Regions from separate parts of the Homo sapiens genome. Here region 2 is linked to region 1. The links are chromatin loops, found by intact Hi-C in ENCODE. Cell type or tissue: psoas muscle. All regions are shown on one strand. Links, peaks and the distances in the headings refer to the core of each region. The heading gives the core; the rest is flanking DNA.

Region 1 (8,952 bases), core at 2,372-7,371:
ACTGTAATCCTGACACTATGAGACAGCAACTCATCAGGCTGTATCATAGAATTATTCATATTTAATACTATGCTTACCAAAATGGTAATACAATAATTATTTAATTTCCTAAGACTTAACCATTCTGGGCACCACAAATAACATCAGTTACGCCTCCACTGAAAAGTATGAAGTTTGTAAGTACAAGGAGTAGGTGGTGGGCACAAAAAATCTCCATTAGTGATGCAGAAGATTCACTTCATTAAATACCAGAGTAACAGTTCATAAAAAATAAATAAAACCTATTTCCTATGACAGATCAGGAGTTGCTAGGCTGCAGGGGCTGGGTGTCTAAGACTTAAAAAAAAAATAAAAACAAAAACAGTTAAATAACTTGTCAATCCAACAGTCAAAAGAATCCGTATTGGAAAGATATGACATACTTTGTATCTAACGGGATGTAAAACCAAATCTTCCATACTAAAAACATGTTTCAGGCTGGGCGCGGTGGCTCATGCCTGTAATCCCAGCACTTTGGGAGGCCGAGGCGGGCGGATCACAAGGTCAGGAGATTGGGACCATCCTGGCTAACATGGTGAAACCCCATCTCTACTAAAAATACAAAAAATCAGCCAGGCGTGGTGGCAGGCGCCTGTAATCCCAGCTACTCGGGAGGCTGAGGCAGGAGAATGGCGGGAACCCAGGAGGCGGAGCTTGCAGTGAGCCGAGATCACGCCACTGCACTCCAGCCTGGGTGACAGAGCGAGACTCTGTCTCAAAAAAAAAAAAAAAGTTTCATTTAAAAATTTTAAATTTTAGATCGTTATGACAAATACAACATGACCTAAAATATTCAAAACAAAATATAGCTTAATATGAAGACAAACATCCTTGCCTAAAGGCAAGTAAACCATAAGAAAGCCATATAATAAAACATATGGTCTAAAATCAAATCAACTCTAGGTATAAAAACTTTATTATTCTGAAATTGGCCATGCGGGTTAAAACTTTAGAAACATTTGGTATAATAAAGCGAATCTCAGCAAAATTTTCTGTTTTTTCACAAGTTTAAAGCAAAATAAAGTACATTATCTTAGGCATAGACCATTACAAAAGTCTCAGTGACATTTTCCAAACATCTAACCTTGATTTGATTCTTCCGTATTCATGCTTTCTCCATCTGCAGTCTCTAACATTTCTTCATCTTCATCATCATCATGTAGGTCTTTTGAAATTAATTGTCTGGCTAGTTTGATATTGAGTCCTTCATTGTAGTGAAGCTTCCTTTTCATTTCAAATTGTCGCTTTTTTTCTATAAGATGCAAAATGTAAACTTAGGAAGTTTGAGCTCAAGGATTGGCCCATGCCTGTTTTATAAATAAAATTTTATTGAAACAGTGATGCTCATTTGTTTTTGTCATGCTTAAGGCTGCTTTTGTGTTCAATGGCAGAGTTGAGTAGTTCGTAATAGAGACCACTGGGCCCTGCAAAATTTAAAATATTTACTATCTGGCATTCATCTCAATGGAAGAACAAGAATATATCCAGCCATTAGAAATTATATTTGTGAAGAAAGATTAAAGCTATGGGAAAATTATCCAGAAAGAGTTAAATGGTGACAAAAGAGCGAGTTACAACACCATATACTATATTTACTATGTACAATGCCTGTCACATACACACACAGAGAGAAAAATAAGACTCAGCAATTAACAGTGTTTAATTCTGAGTCAAGGAACAATGAAGTAGTTTTAATATTTTATTATTTTCTATTTTTATAATTAAGAAAAAATCCTTTAAAACAATTCTTACCTGTTAAGAAACTGCCATGATTTAAGACATTGTTGGCTAAAAACGTAACCTCATTTTCAGAGTAATTTTAAGAAAAACGTATTATAAAGTAATGGTGAAGTGACTCCAAAATATTTCATTTTAGTCTTCACCATAGAAACATAAAGCTGGCAGCAACACAACTGATCACACTAGAGCAACTATTTATGAATACATAATTTTAAGGTTTTTAACTTCCTTAGATCAGAAAATTAAAAAAAAAAAAAAACAACAGAAAAGGGGGGGCCAATATAAAATTGCCAGCTATTTTACCAATGAACAGCATTAAAATTATTCACCGTTGTTTTATTTTTTCTTTTTTTCAAGATGGAGTTTCACTCTAATTGCCCAGGCTGGAGTGCAATGTGCAATCTTGGCTCACGGCAACCTTAGCCTCCTAGGTTTAAGCGATTCTCCTGCCTCAGTCTCCCGAGTAGTTGGGATCACAGGCATGTGCTACCACTCCTGGCTAATTTTGGTAGTTTTAGTAGAGACGGGGTTTCATCATGTTGGCCAGGTTGGTCTCCAACTCCTGACCTCAGGTGATCCGCCTGCCTTGGCCTCCAAAAGTGCTGGGATTACAGGCATGAGCCACTGCGCCTGGCTTCACCATTGTTTTATTAAAAATTTCATCAAAATATTTCAATGTCAAAAATGCACAGAGGCCAGATGCTGGGGCTCATGCCTGTAATCCCAGGAGTTCAAGACCAGCCTGGGCAACATGGCAAGAACCTATCTCTACAAAAAAATTACAAAAAATTAGCTGGGTGTGGTAGTACACGACTGTGGTCCCAGCTACTGGGAAGGCTGAGATGGGAGGACTGGCTAAGCTTAGAAGGCTGAAACTGCAGTGAGCCGCGACTATGCCACTGCACTCCAGCCTGGGTTGACAAGTGAGACCGTAGCTCAAAAATTTATTTATTTACTTTTTAAAAAGCAGAGACATCTCTCAATAAGGGTATTTACAGTACTTTCTTCTTTTTTTTAAATTTTAATTTTTAGAGATGAGATCTCACTGTTGCCCAGGCTGGCTTCCAACTTCTGGGCTCAAGCAGTCCTCCTACCTCAGCCTCCCAAGTAACTGGAACTACAGATGCGTGCCACCACACCTGGCCTCCAAAGTACTTTCTCTTTGTTTGATTTTTACTAGAGACGGGGTTTCACCATGTAGGTCAGGCTGGTCTTGAACTCCTGACCTCAAGTGATCCACCTGCCTCAGCCTCCCAAAGCACTGGGATTACAGGTGTAAGACACCGCACCTGGCCAGTACTTTCTTAATTCCCTAAGCTTTTATCAACATCTATACTTATATTTTTAAAACTTATACTGAAGTCCGGGCGCAGTGCTCACGCCTGTAATCCCAGCACTTTGGGAGGCCGAGGAGGGCGGATCATGAGGTCAGGAGTTTGAGAACATCCTGGCTAACATGGTGAAACCCCGTCTCTACTGAAAATACAAAAAATTTGCTGGGCGTGGTGGCACACGTCTGTAATCCCAGCTACTCAGGAGGCTGAGGCAGGAGAATCACTTGAACCTGGGAGGTGGAGGTTGCAGTGAGCGAAGATCGCGCCACTGCACTCCAGCCTGGGCGACAGAGCAGGACTCTGTCTCAAAAAAAAAAAAAAAAAAAAAAAAGAACTGCAATAATTACCCAGTTTAGACAATAAAGTATATGAACATACAGTAAACATTCTGCCATAATGATTTATGTAATTTTAAAATCGTTACAAGTTGTTGAGTCATAATTTAATTCCCTATTTTTGGTTAAAGATTTCTGATTTCCTTCATGTTTTCAATGTTTCTTTTGGTTTGTTTTTATTTTGTGAAGGTATATCAGCAATTTTCAATGTTTTTAAGACTATATATATAAAATATATTGTGCATTTGTTCTATTATTTTCTCAGTATGAGCCAGTGTTTTTGAAACTGTGCATCATGATTATTTATGTACTTATTTATTTTTTTAAAGACAAAGTCTCACTCTGTCACCCAGCCTGGAGTGCAGTGGCATGATACCGGCTCACTGCAACCTCCACCTCCCAGGTTCAAGCAATTCTTGTGCCCCAGCCTCCCGAGTAGCTGGGATTAGAGGCGCCCACCACCATGCCTGGCTAATTTTTGTATTTTTAGTAGAGATGGGGTTTCGCCATGTTGGCCAGGCTGGTCTCAAACTCCTGGCCTCAAGAGATCCTCCTGTCTCAGCCTCCCAAAGTGCTGGGATTACAGGCATAAGCCACCAAACCCGGCCATCATGATTCTTAATAAGTCATAACTAACATTTAAAAAGGTTAAGGCAGACTATTTATATGAATACAACAAGTGAATTATTCTTTTTATACCTACTTTTACTTTTTATGGGGGAATATCTTAAGTTGTTAAAAGTTAGTATTTAGTGAGTGCTCACAATATGCCAAGATCAGTGATAAGTGCTTTAAATGCTTTAACTCATTTAGTAGTCACCAAAATATTTTTACAGCTGCCAATTTAGAAATGAGAAAACGGAGGCTCGGAGAAATTATGCAAATTAGCCAAGTGGCATACCTGGAGCACAAACTTAGGTTTGTCTGTCTTCTTAGACAATAATCTTAATTGTTATGCTGTGAGTTACAGTTTTTCTCCCTAAGCTATCTACTGTCAATAGACAACAATTTTTCAGCCACGTAACATCTATATAATTCAGTAATAACCCCACCAGTGGAAAATGAATTAATGAAATTATAATTAGTCAAATGGCTCCCCCTGCTGGTTGACTCATGAAATCACAACTTGAGAAAAACATCCCTCAATTAAAACTGACATTAACAAAAAATTCCTTATTCTCAACAGATCATGTTTTTAGAGAGTAATGAGGAAACAAACTCCAGAAACTATTTCTATTTGAAATACTTTTCAAGGATCTTTTGGGGTATATTTTGGGAAAATAAATGGAAAGTCACTGAAAGTTGAGATACAATACAACTTGAGAATATGCTACATGTAAAATTTCTCTCGTACAAATATTAGGCTCAGCCCATCATAGCTCTGTTGAACAGGCTATATTCTGAAGATGATAGGAAAGACTAGTAAATGATATCTTAGCAGCTACACGACAAAGATCCTTCGTTCTAAAGTTTCTCAGCTTCTTCACGGTACAGGAGGTAGTCCCTACGCCACAACACTTCAAGTAGGTTTCTACCATATTTTCCTTCTTCCTCTTTTTTGTGAGTATGTGCTTTTCTTATATCTTTCCCCTCTACCCACAAGCTTGGATTTTCCTTTAAAAATAGTTGCAAATAAACTATACACAATTTTTTAACTCCTGAGAAGATTATATATTCACATGAATCAAAAAGTATAAAATGCAACAAGATAAGACATACTCCTTTTCTCCCAGCCTCCACGGGTAACCACTTTTACTTGTGGAAACAGAAAGCACGAGCAGGCAGCAATGCCTTAAATGTGTATGTGCTGAATGGCCTACGAGACCCTCTTCCATCCCTGTGAAGGGGAGGGCTGTCTCCATCTCCCTTCCTGTGACACTACTGCTCCTTTTGATTGATGGGACCTAATAAAGACCTTCACTCTGCATCTGATCATCTTGGTTCATTTGTTAAGTTGCATCACTGTCCAACAACACAAAAAGCATAAGCAACTGGGAAATTAGCTCTTTCAGCTACCCACTTTAAGACCGTCCAAACGCTCAATGACTTGAAATGCATTAATTTAAAAAGTATTTACTGAGTATCTACTCTGCACTAAAAAGTACAAAGAAAATAATACTTATAATTACTTTAAAGATGGTAATACTTCCCCATATTCTTGAAATCAGGGGTAAAAAACTATTACACAACAAAACACACAAGTAGTATCTGAATTATAAAGATGTTGCTTTCATTCTCCTCCCCTGTGTGTCCCCAAAATGAAAACCATTTGCTCATCTTCCAAATAATGGATTTATCTTAGCAAAAATTACTAGCACCATGATGAAAGCAGTAAAGGAAATAAACTACCTCGTTCTTCAGGTGAGAGGTCACTATCCTCCTCTCCACTGCTTTCTTGTTCCTGAATCCGATACTTTGGCTCCAAGCCTTCAGCTGCAGCTAATCTATGCAACAATCATGTACAAAGAAATTAACAGTGATGTTTTGATATTATTTAAGCGCCTTATTCAACTGTTGATTCTTACAAAAACATCTGAAGATCATTAATGTGCTAGCTATAACCTGATGAGGAAAATAAAAGGCAAGAGAGCAGAAACGTGCCGGGCATGGTGGTACACGCCTGTGGTCCTAGCTATTTGGAAGGCCGAGGTGGGAGCACTAGTTAAACCCAGGAGTTTGAGGTTGCAATGAGCTTTGATTGCGCCTCTGCACTCCAGCCTGAGTGATAGAACAAGGCCCTGTCTCAAAAAAAAAAAAAGAATAAAAAGAGTAGAAATGGGCATAGACAAGAACAGTGGAATGGGTGCTAGAAATCAGTAAGTAGCAAAGGAAGAGTGCTTTTATGAATTAACTTATTTTTGCCTTTCTCACTGCTACCTTTAAAAACAGGAAGCAGGGGCCAGGCGCGGTGGTTCACCCCTGTAATCCCAGAACTTTAGGAGGCTGAAACCAGCGGATCTCTTGAGGTCAAGAGTTCGAGACCAGCCTGGCCAATATGGCAAAACACTGTCTCTACTAAAAATACAAAAATTAGCCAGGCTTGGTGGCATGGGCCTGTAATCCCAGCTACTACTGGGGAGGCTGAGGCACGAGAATTGCTTGAACTTGGGAGGTGGAGGTTGCAGTGAGTTGAGATCACACCACTGCACTCCACCCTGAATGACAGAGCGAGACTCTGTCTCAGAAAACAAATAAAACCCCCCACAGGGAAGTGACACATTTCAGTATCCCAAGTGCAGGTACGCTGGTCTTCCTGCCACCTACATACCTTGATTTTAATCAAGAGACAAGACTATAAAAGTTGGTGACTCAGAAGGTGAAAAAAGGGGGAAAAAAGGAAAAAAAAGTCGGCATAAAACATGTTGATCAACAGCCTTTTCTTCCCGCTCATACAGGGACAGCCACGCAGGCTGCTTTCAACTCTGCACGATTATAAACAGCCTAAGTGAAAATGTGCTCCGGTCATTAGTACTTACTTCCTGGCTAAGATGTCTGGCGCCATGGCTTCAGTGGCCTCGGTGTCACTACAGGCATCTTCATCATCCCCCATCATACTAGTATGACAAGCACATTGTAATTAATACCTGAAACATACATTTTCAGCCACAAAAACAAGGGAGAAAAACAATTCCATCAACCTACTTAACATATCAATATATTTATAGCTCTGTTGATATCTTTGAGGTTTAACTTTATATAGTTCCTATTCAATACAAATACTTAAAAGTACAGCACCCAATCAAGAAAAGACTCCAAATGATTAAAAAAAACACATAAATACAGTCTGCCTGCCATATCCACAGGATCCACATCCATGAATTCAACCGTGGATTGAAAATAGCCAGAGAAAAGTAAAATTTCCTCTGTACTAAACATGTAGACTTTTTTCTTATCATTATTCCCTAAATGATACAGTGTGTAACAACTATTTGCACAGTATTTACATTTTATTAGGTAATATAACTAACACAGAGATGATTTAACACATACAGGAGGATGTGCATAATTATATACATCTACAATGCCATTTTATATCAGAGACTTGAGTGTCTGAGGATTTCGGTATCTGAGGGAGGTCCTGAAACCTCCATGGATAATGAGGAATAACTGTACTGAAAACGTAAATGATCTGGAAAAAAAAATACTACAAAGTTCCAATTATTCCATCCAGTGGGAAGGAACAAGTAATGCAAAGTAAATCACTGTCTGGTTTTAGAACATGTATTTCTACATCAATCTTAAGATAGAGACAAAAGATCTACGCAGACACAAGACTGAGTAAAGTAACAAAATTCGATCCCAAAGATCTAATTTCGGAAGTTTACAAGTGATTTAGCTTTCTCACTCTACCCTCTAATGAAAAATTTGCTCCCCACTTCAATGCAAAAATGGGCAACCTTAATTCTTAAGCCACTGCAAAGTATATAAAGCAGAACTCAGCTATTTATAAAATACTGCCAGTTTATACATTTCCTGGTTAATTAAGGTGACAAGTAAGTCTATAGTTTAGATGACGTTCTTTTTTCTAAGGGAAGTTGAAATTGATCTATGTTATTGAGTTTAATCAAGCAAAGTAAGGTAAAATAAACATTTTGTTAATTTATAGAATCGTTCTATAGAAAATTCTAGTTGTAAAATTTACTGAATTATGTTTATATATGTACATGTATACAGAAGCAATAACTTCTTGTATACTAACTGTGAGATTCTTAGATAATAAGACATGATGTTTCTATAAAAAGCATCTTCACTTAAATAAAATTTTTTTTTTTTTTGAGACAGGGTCTCATTCTGTCACCCAGGAGTACAGTGGCACCATCACGGCTCACTACAGCCTCAATTTCCCGGGCTCAAGTGATACTCCCACCTAAGCCTCTTGTGTAGCTGGGACTACAGGCATGTGCTACCATTCCTGGCTTAATTCTTTTTATTTTTTGTAGAGACGGGGTCTCTCTATGTTGCCCAGGCTCATCTCCAATTCCTGAGCTCAAGCAATCCTCCCACCTCAGCCTCCTAAAGTGCTGGGATTACAAGGATGAGCTACCATGGCTGGCCAAATGAAACTCTCAAAAAGAAAAAAGAAAGTCATGGAAAGAAATGATAAAACTGAGCAGTGAACTGATAAAAGCAGGACACAGGTTATCTCTGCATGCACATAGCCTCAATTACTTAGGGACCAAATAACTTTTCTGGTTATTTGAATGGCAAATATCTACCATTCAAATTATATTTATAAACAGTCAAAAAATAATGGCCATAGCTATTCTGAAATTTTTTTTCTTTTTCTTTAGAGATAAGGTCTCCCTCTGTCATCCAGGCTGGAGTGCAATGACGTGATCATGGCTAATTGCAGCTACAACCTCCAGGGCTCAGACAGTCCTCCTGCCTCAGCCTCCTAGCTAGCTGGGACTACAAGTACACACCACCACCTCTGGATAATTTTACTTTTTTTATTTGAGACAGAGTTTCGCTCTGGTTGCCCAGGCTGGAGTGCAATGGCGCGA
Region 2 (7,132 bases), core at 2,089-7,088, 72 kb before region 1:
CCCATAGTTCTTCATAGAAAGCTGCTGATTTCCTCTGAGAACATTGTTGACCATACATCCTCTTGAGCAGAGGTTGTTCAATCTCTCCTCCCTGGTACTCCTTGGTCAGGATACATAGTCAGCAAAAGGCTTACACTGTCTTACTTTCCTTGTTGCTGTTATCCAGCAATTTCTAGTAACTCCCTGCCTTAGCCTGGCTAATTGCGTTGCAAATTATCTCAAGAAAAGGAAATTACAATGAGGGTGACTGTGGGCACTACTGGAACTGACAAGGGCAGAAACTCAGGCAACTCTTAGGACTGGTTTTCTCTCTTGTCATCTGCATCCTCTCTCTTTCCTACTTGCCCAACCCCATCAACTTTCCTTTCTGCTTTCCTCTAGGTTCTGTTCCCCTGTGAACCTGGTTTGCATACAATCTATCATTGCTACTGATTCCTCTAGAGGCTCCCAGTGGGTAATATAAAACAATGAAACTTTCCAGGTGTGAGCAGCATGCGGTGGTGGAGGCTATGACGAACAGAAAGCATGTGCCCTGTGTCCTTCTCAGCTCCAGTCAGTTCCTGCCATACCAGACCTCAGATTTAATGAGAGACGCCAAACAGCCAGATTTTCATGTGAAATCTCCCTGTTTTCAAATATTGACAAGCCTTTCAAAATATTACAGAACATTGCACAGGTTATAAAAATAAGTTTCAGGGCCACTCTGCAACCTCTGCTAGATATTTCTTGACAATTCTTTTTTTTTTTTTCTCCTTTTTTCTGAGATGGAGTTTCGCTCTTGTTGCCCAGGCTGGAGTGCAATGGCACAATCTCAGCTCACTGCAACCTCCGCCTCCCGGGTTCAAGAGATTCTCCTGTCTCCGCCTCCTGAGTAGCTGGGATTACAAGCTCATGCCACTATGCCCGGTTAATTTTTGTATTTTTAGTAGAGACAGGGTTTAGCCATGTTGGCCAAGCTGGTCTCAAACTCCTGACCTCAAGAGATCCGCCCACCTCGGCCTCCCAAAGTGCTGGAATTACAGGCATGAGCCACTGCGCCTGGCTGACAATTCTTTATACAGCCTTTCAACTTCGGCTCCTGGTGTTAATTGCTTAAATCTGTTTCCCAACTCACAGATCCCAGGAGACAATTACATTAGCCCAGCTCATCTTTTCATATCAGTCCACACAGGTAGTGGGTCCCTGGCAAGCCAAGAGAGGGATGGAATCACTCAACCTAATCATTTCTGCAGGGATGGGGGCTGCATGATGGCTGACTAGTAGTCAAGGCAATTTCCCTGTAAGAAAATGTTGATAGCTCGGCCCCATAAAACACAGCTAGTAAACACTCACGTTCATCCAGGACTTCGGCTCCTGACTCACAGTCCTTCATCCCAACTTCCACCATCAACTAAGGTGACATCAACATTCACTCATTTTTCTTTCATTCAATAATATTCATTGAGCATTTATTCTGGCCAGACCTTATAATAGGCTCTGAGAGGCTGGGCACGGTGGCTCACGCCTGTAATCCTAGCATTTTGGGAGGCCAAGGCGGGCAGATCACTTGTGGTCAGGAGTTCAAAACCAGTCTGGCCAACATGGTGAAACCCCATCTCTACTAAAACTACAAAAATTAGCCAGGTGTGGTGGCACTGTGCCTGTAATCCCAGCTACTTGGGAGGGCTGAGGCAGGAGAATTGCTTGAACCAGGGAGGCGGAGGTTGCAGTGAGCTGAGATCATGCTATTGCACTCCAGCCTGGATGACAAGAGGGAAACTCCATCTCAAAAAAAAAAAAAAAAAAAGGCCAGATGCGGTTGCTCACGCCTGTAATCTCAGCACTTTGGGAGGCCAAGGCGGGTGGATCACCTGAGGCCAGGAGTTTAAGACCAGCCTGACCAACATGGTGAAACCCTGTCTCTACTAAAAATACAAAATTAGCCAGGTGTGGTGGCGCATGTCTTTAATCCCAGGTACTTGGGAGGCTGAGGCAGGAGAATCGCTTGAACCTGGGAGGTGGGGGTTGCAGTGAGCCGAGATCGCACCATTGCACTCCAGCATGGGCAACAGAGTGAGACGCTGTCTCTAAATAAATAAATAAATAAATAGACTGTGAGACTTATAGGTGAGATAAATAATCTTTTCCCCCTACAACTCTCAGACTATGGTAAGTTCTGTGCCAGCAGTCTTTGAGTATTTACAGTGGCCTACTGTAATCTGATAGTCATTTCTCCTAAGGAAGGAAATTAGTGTTCTCATACCTCCATAGATATGAAGAATCTTAAAAAAGTAAGATCTAAGAAAAGGTGAGGAATGTCTTTCAAAGGGTCAAAGGACTGTTAGTCACAAGGAACTATTTTGACTGAAGCACAGAAGCAAGAGAAACACATGGTCTTCAAGCATGGTAAATCGAGAATATGGCTTTAGAAAAGAAGAAATGAATTTCTGATACATACACTATCTGTATCAGAAAGGATCGTACACCATCAATATAGACATTACAAAGAACCTTGTATGCCATGCTAAGGACTGTGTATATTAAAGCGAAGGAAAGCCACTGGAAGAATTTAAGCCTGGGAGTGACATAATCTTATTTGCATCTTAATGGAGAGTGGGACATTTTCAACTGATGCAATTGCAAGCAAGAGATGTTTAAGAAATAAAATTGAGGCCTGGGCGCGGTTACTCACGCCTGTAATCACAGCACTTTGGGAGGCCGAGGCGGGTGGATCACAAGGTCAGGAGATGGAGACCATCCTGGCTAACACGGTGAAACCCCTTCTCTACTAAAAATACAAAAAATTAGCCAGGCGTGGTGGCGGGCGCCTGTAGTCCCAGCTACTCGGGAGGCTGAGGCAGGAGAATGGCGTGAACCCGGGAGGCAGAGCTTGCAGTGAGCCGAGATGGCAGCACTGCACTCCAGCCTGGGCGACAGAGCAAGACTCCATCTCAAAAAATAAATAAATAAATTAATTAATTAATTAATTTAAAAAATTGAAAGAATCTGATGGCCAACCAAATGTGGGGAGAAGGAAAAAATAAAGACAACTCCTCGGATGACTCCAGGTTGCAGATCTGGGTGACTGGGTAATAGGTAGTGCTATTCATAGAAAGGGGAGAAAGTTTATCTCAAAATATGTTGCTTCAGAAAGTCCTTAAATGTTCTCATCTTATACCATTTTCTCACCCAGAACATCCCATGCACAAGCTCAGCATAGATGTCTCTAGTTGTCTCATTCCCATATATTCACTTCATACTCACGTTCCCACTCCCACCCCCATGCCAGTATTCCTTTTTTCTCCCAGGCTGTTGGTATACCACCCTGTCTCTCCCTCCACCTCAGGGCAGTTTCATACCCACAGCTCGGGATTGATCCAAGCATTTTCCTTCTGCTTTCTCCTCTCCTAGTTGCTGAGCAAGATTAGAAATAATTTCTATTGTAAAGCAGCAGGAAGCCATTGGAAAAATCTAAACAGAGGAATGGTATCATCTGATTTGTGCTGGAGTGCACTGGTGTGATCATAAGTCACTGCTGCCTCGACCTCCCAGACTCAAGTGATCCTCCATCCTCAACCTCCCGAGTAGTTGGAAGTACAGGTGCACGCCACACGCCTGGCTAATATTTGTACGTTTTGTAGAGGTGGGTCTCACTGTGTTGCCTGGGGCTGATCTGGAACTCCGGAGCTCAAGTGATCCTCCCTGCCTCAGACTCCCGAAGTAATTACAAGTATGAGCTGCTGTACGTGGCCTGATTTGTATTTTAAGGGGGAATAAGTAGGCAAATGGGTGAAGGCTTTTAGGGAGACTCTATCATTGCATTCACCAGCACATGAGACTCTATCACTGAGTCTCCATCACTGTGTTCACCACCACATACTTAGGATTTGCAACTGTCTTTTTTTTTTTTTTTTGAGATGGAGTTTTGCTCTTGTCGCCCAGGCTGGAGTCCAGTGGCGCAATCTTGGCTCACTGTAACCTCCACCTCCCAGGTTCAAGTGATTCTCATGCCTCAACCTCCCGAGTAGCTAGGATTACAGGTGCCCACCACCACACCCAGCTAATTTTTCTATTTTTAGTAGAGACGGGGTTTCACCACGTTGGCCAGGCTGGTCTCAAACGCCTGACCTCAGGTGATCCACCTGCCTCGGCCTCCCAAAGTGCTGGGATGACAGGCGTGAGCCACCGCGCCTCATCTCAACTGTCTTTGTATTATTTATCTGTGACCAGTTCCCTGGCCCACTGGCACAATGGCTGTTCTCAAACCTTGCTGCTCTCCTCAAGCCTCCCAGCAAATGTGCCCCACCCCACTCATGATTTGCAAACAACATTGGGTCCTCAAAAAGAAAATAAGAGTCATTAGGAACACTCTTCTACCCCCAGCCCACATACTCATCTATGTTCGCACTTTTCTTACTTCTTACCCACCTATCTCAGAGGAAGGTGGCATCTCTTTCTGCCACTCCTGATCTGTGCTCTAGGGAATCCACCCCTTCTGTTCTCTTTGGAGAATGGCTCTATCAATTATCCCCTCCTTCTCTGTACCTTCAAACTCTCAACTGACCATTCTTCTGTCTTTGGAAGAAAGAGAAGAAAATCATACACCGTCTGTATCAGAAAGGATTATTTTTGTTGTAAGAGAAACTATGTGAGTTAATGAAAACAAAGGGTTCATGATGGGTTAGTTTCACCCAGAACCAGATGGCTGGCTTTCCTTGAAACTTGAGAAGGATTTAGAACGAGGGCCTGTAAAGCCGGCAGCTCCTTCCTGTCTGCCCATTTCCACATCTGCAGCTTACTTCATCTGACTCTCCAGGCAGCAGCTCCCAACACTACCCAACCAACCGGAGAGGATGGGCTTTCTCTCTAGGCCCCAAATCTAAATTTCTTGGAGGAAGTATTGGCCCACCTTGGATGCTGTACCCCGCACAGAGGCCAATCAACTACAGTCAAGGAGGCAGCTGTGTACAAACATGGCTCCTGAGAGTCTGCCCCTGTGACCTTGTAGTTGGGAAATCTCTTAGCCAAGAAGGGGGACATGTGAGTTGGAAAAATTCCCCTCTGACTATTGCCAAATCTCCTTCCGTTGCTTTATATCTAAGACTCTTTAACAGCACAGTCTCCACTCCCTACTCCACAGTTTCTCCTCCCATTCATTCCAATATCCTCTGCATTCTGTTCTCCACTCTCTCCAACACCCCTGCTCCCTACCAACTGTTTCAGGAAGGTCACTTTCCAACGGCCAAACCCAAAGCACACTTTCAGTACTTGTTTTCCTGACGTCTCCTCAGCATTTGCCACTGTTTCCAAGTCTTTCCACCTGGGAAACTCATGCCACTTTCCTGCTTAAGATTCTTCAAGGGTTGGTCATTGCCTAAGCTATCATTTTTCAGCTTTCCCTAACTATGAAACCCTTTATTTAAAAGAAAAAGTATTTCACTGATGCCCACCATTAAGTAGGCAAAAGCAGAGTTGGTGAGGTTGAAACAGGAATGGGAGACCCAGAGCCTTGCCCGCCTGGCCCCACTGCCCACCCCCGGATGGCCCCTGTGTGGACTCCAAGGAGCACTCACAGCTCCACTGAGTATAGTTGGAAAACCACAGGTCTGTAGGATAAACACTGAATTTCTAATTTCACAAATAAGGTCCCTTCAATATCCAGCACCTGCCAACCTTTCCTGCCTTCTTTGCTGCCAGTCTCTCTACTGCAAATAGGTTCATCCATCCATGAAGGAGTTGAATGCTCTCGCTTGTTTCAGCGTGCCTCTCTCTCACGCCCACCTGGGTACACAATGTTTCTTCAGCCTGAATGGGCCTTCTCCCTTTTGTGGACCTGGTGAACTCCCCTTTATTATTTAAAATTTGGCTTAAATGGAATCTCCTCAGGTACTTTCCCATCACAGTGATGTGACTTTGGGATTCCGGTTGTTCTGTCACCTGTTGTACATAGTGTTGGAACAGGGTTCAGTTCAGTATTACAATTTGAGATTTTTATGTCTGTATACTTGCTAGACCTTCTGGGTGGTGATGTTATGTTCATTTCATCTTTGTAGCTCTAGAACCTAGCCCAGCACCTGATACTCTTAGGTGTCTTAGTCAGCTTTATGTTGCTTATAACAAAATCCCTGAATCTAGGTAATTTGTAAAGGAAAAGATTTATTTCTTACAGTTATGGAGACTGAGAAGTCCAAGGTCTTCTCGGGGGGCAGGCTGCACCTTGTGAGAACCTTCTTGCTGGTGGGGACTCCGTGGCGTCCCCAAGGTAGGGCAAGGGATCACGTGGTGAGAGGCTGAGCGTGCTAATGCTTGCTCAGGTTTCTCTCCTCTTTTTTTTTAATTTTCAAAGTTTATTTACTATTAATCATTTTTGAGACAGGGTCTCACTCTGTCACCCAGGCTGGAGTGCAGCGGCGTGATCACAGCTCACTGCAGCCTCATCCTCCAGGTCTCAAGCAATTCTTCCATCTAGGCTTCCAGAGTAGCTGGGACTATAGTTATGCACTACCACACTCAGCAAATTTATTTTTTTTATTTATGTTTTTGAGATGGAGTCTCACTCTGTTGCCCAGGCTGGAGGGCAGTGGTGCAATCTCAGCTCACTGCAACTTCTTCCTGCTGGGTTCAAGCGATTCTCCTGCCTCAGCCTCCCAAGTAGCTGGGACTACAGGCATGCGCCACCATGCCAGCCTAATTTTGTACTTTTAGTGGAGATGAGGTTTCACACTGTTGACCAGGCTGGTCTCAAATCCTGACCTCAAGTGATCTGCCCATCTTGGCCTCCCAAAGTGCTGGGATTACAGGCGTTAAGCCGCCACGCCTGGCTTCTAAATGTTTTGTAGAGACATGATCTTGCGTTGCCCAGGCTGGTTTTTAACTACTGCACTCAAACAATCTCCCACCGTGACCTCCCAAAGTGTTGGGATTACAGGCATGAGCCACCGGGCTCAGCCTCTTTTCTTCCCCTTCTTATGAAACCACCAGTTCCACTCTCTTGATGACCCATTAATCCATTAACGCATTAGTCCATTAGCCCATGAATCCATTCATGAGGGCAGAGCTCTCACTCTCCAACCACCTCTGAAATGCCCTTTCAATACTGCCAGACTGGGATTAAATTTCTAACACATGAGATTTAGGGGACACAGCCAAACCA

The links. A loop is a pair of places that touch in the nucleus more often than their neighbours do. Peaks named below come from ENCODE experiments on the same cell type or tissue, not always from the same donor. Only the 100,000 strongest peaks of a DNase experiment are listed, where the experiment ranks them.
Region 2: it touches region 1 in a loop (6-fold over the local background); 25 of 110 quality-filtered maps call a loop at or near these places.

What each region holds. Positions count from the first base shown.
Region 1 is chr3:195,517,895-195,526,846 of GRCh38, forward strand. It overlaps PPP1R2 (protein phosphatase 1 regulatory inhibitor subunit 2), which reads right to left. Exons shown (of 6, transcript NM_006241.8): 3 at 6,925-7,002; 4 at 5,798-5,892; 5 at 1,124-1,291. It also overlaps the pseudogene RNU6ATAC24P. Among named protein-coding and RNA genes, the nearest start is that of PPP1R2, 21 kb to the right of the region's middle. In psoas muscle, for the core only: a CTCF peak has its summit at 4,556 (motif pointing left); no DNase peak of the experiment used is centred there.
Region 2 is chr3:195,446,060-195,453,191 of GRCh38, forward strand. No RefSeq gene overlaps it. Among named protein-coding and RNA genes, the nearest start is that of ACAP2, 6.6 kb to the left of the region's middle. In psoas muscle, for the core only: no CTCF peak of the experiment used is centred there; a DNase peak (open chromatin) is centred at 4,912.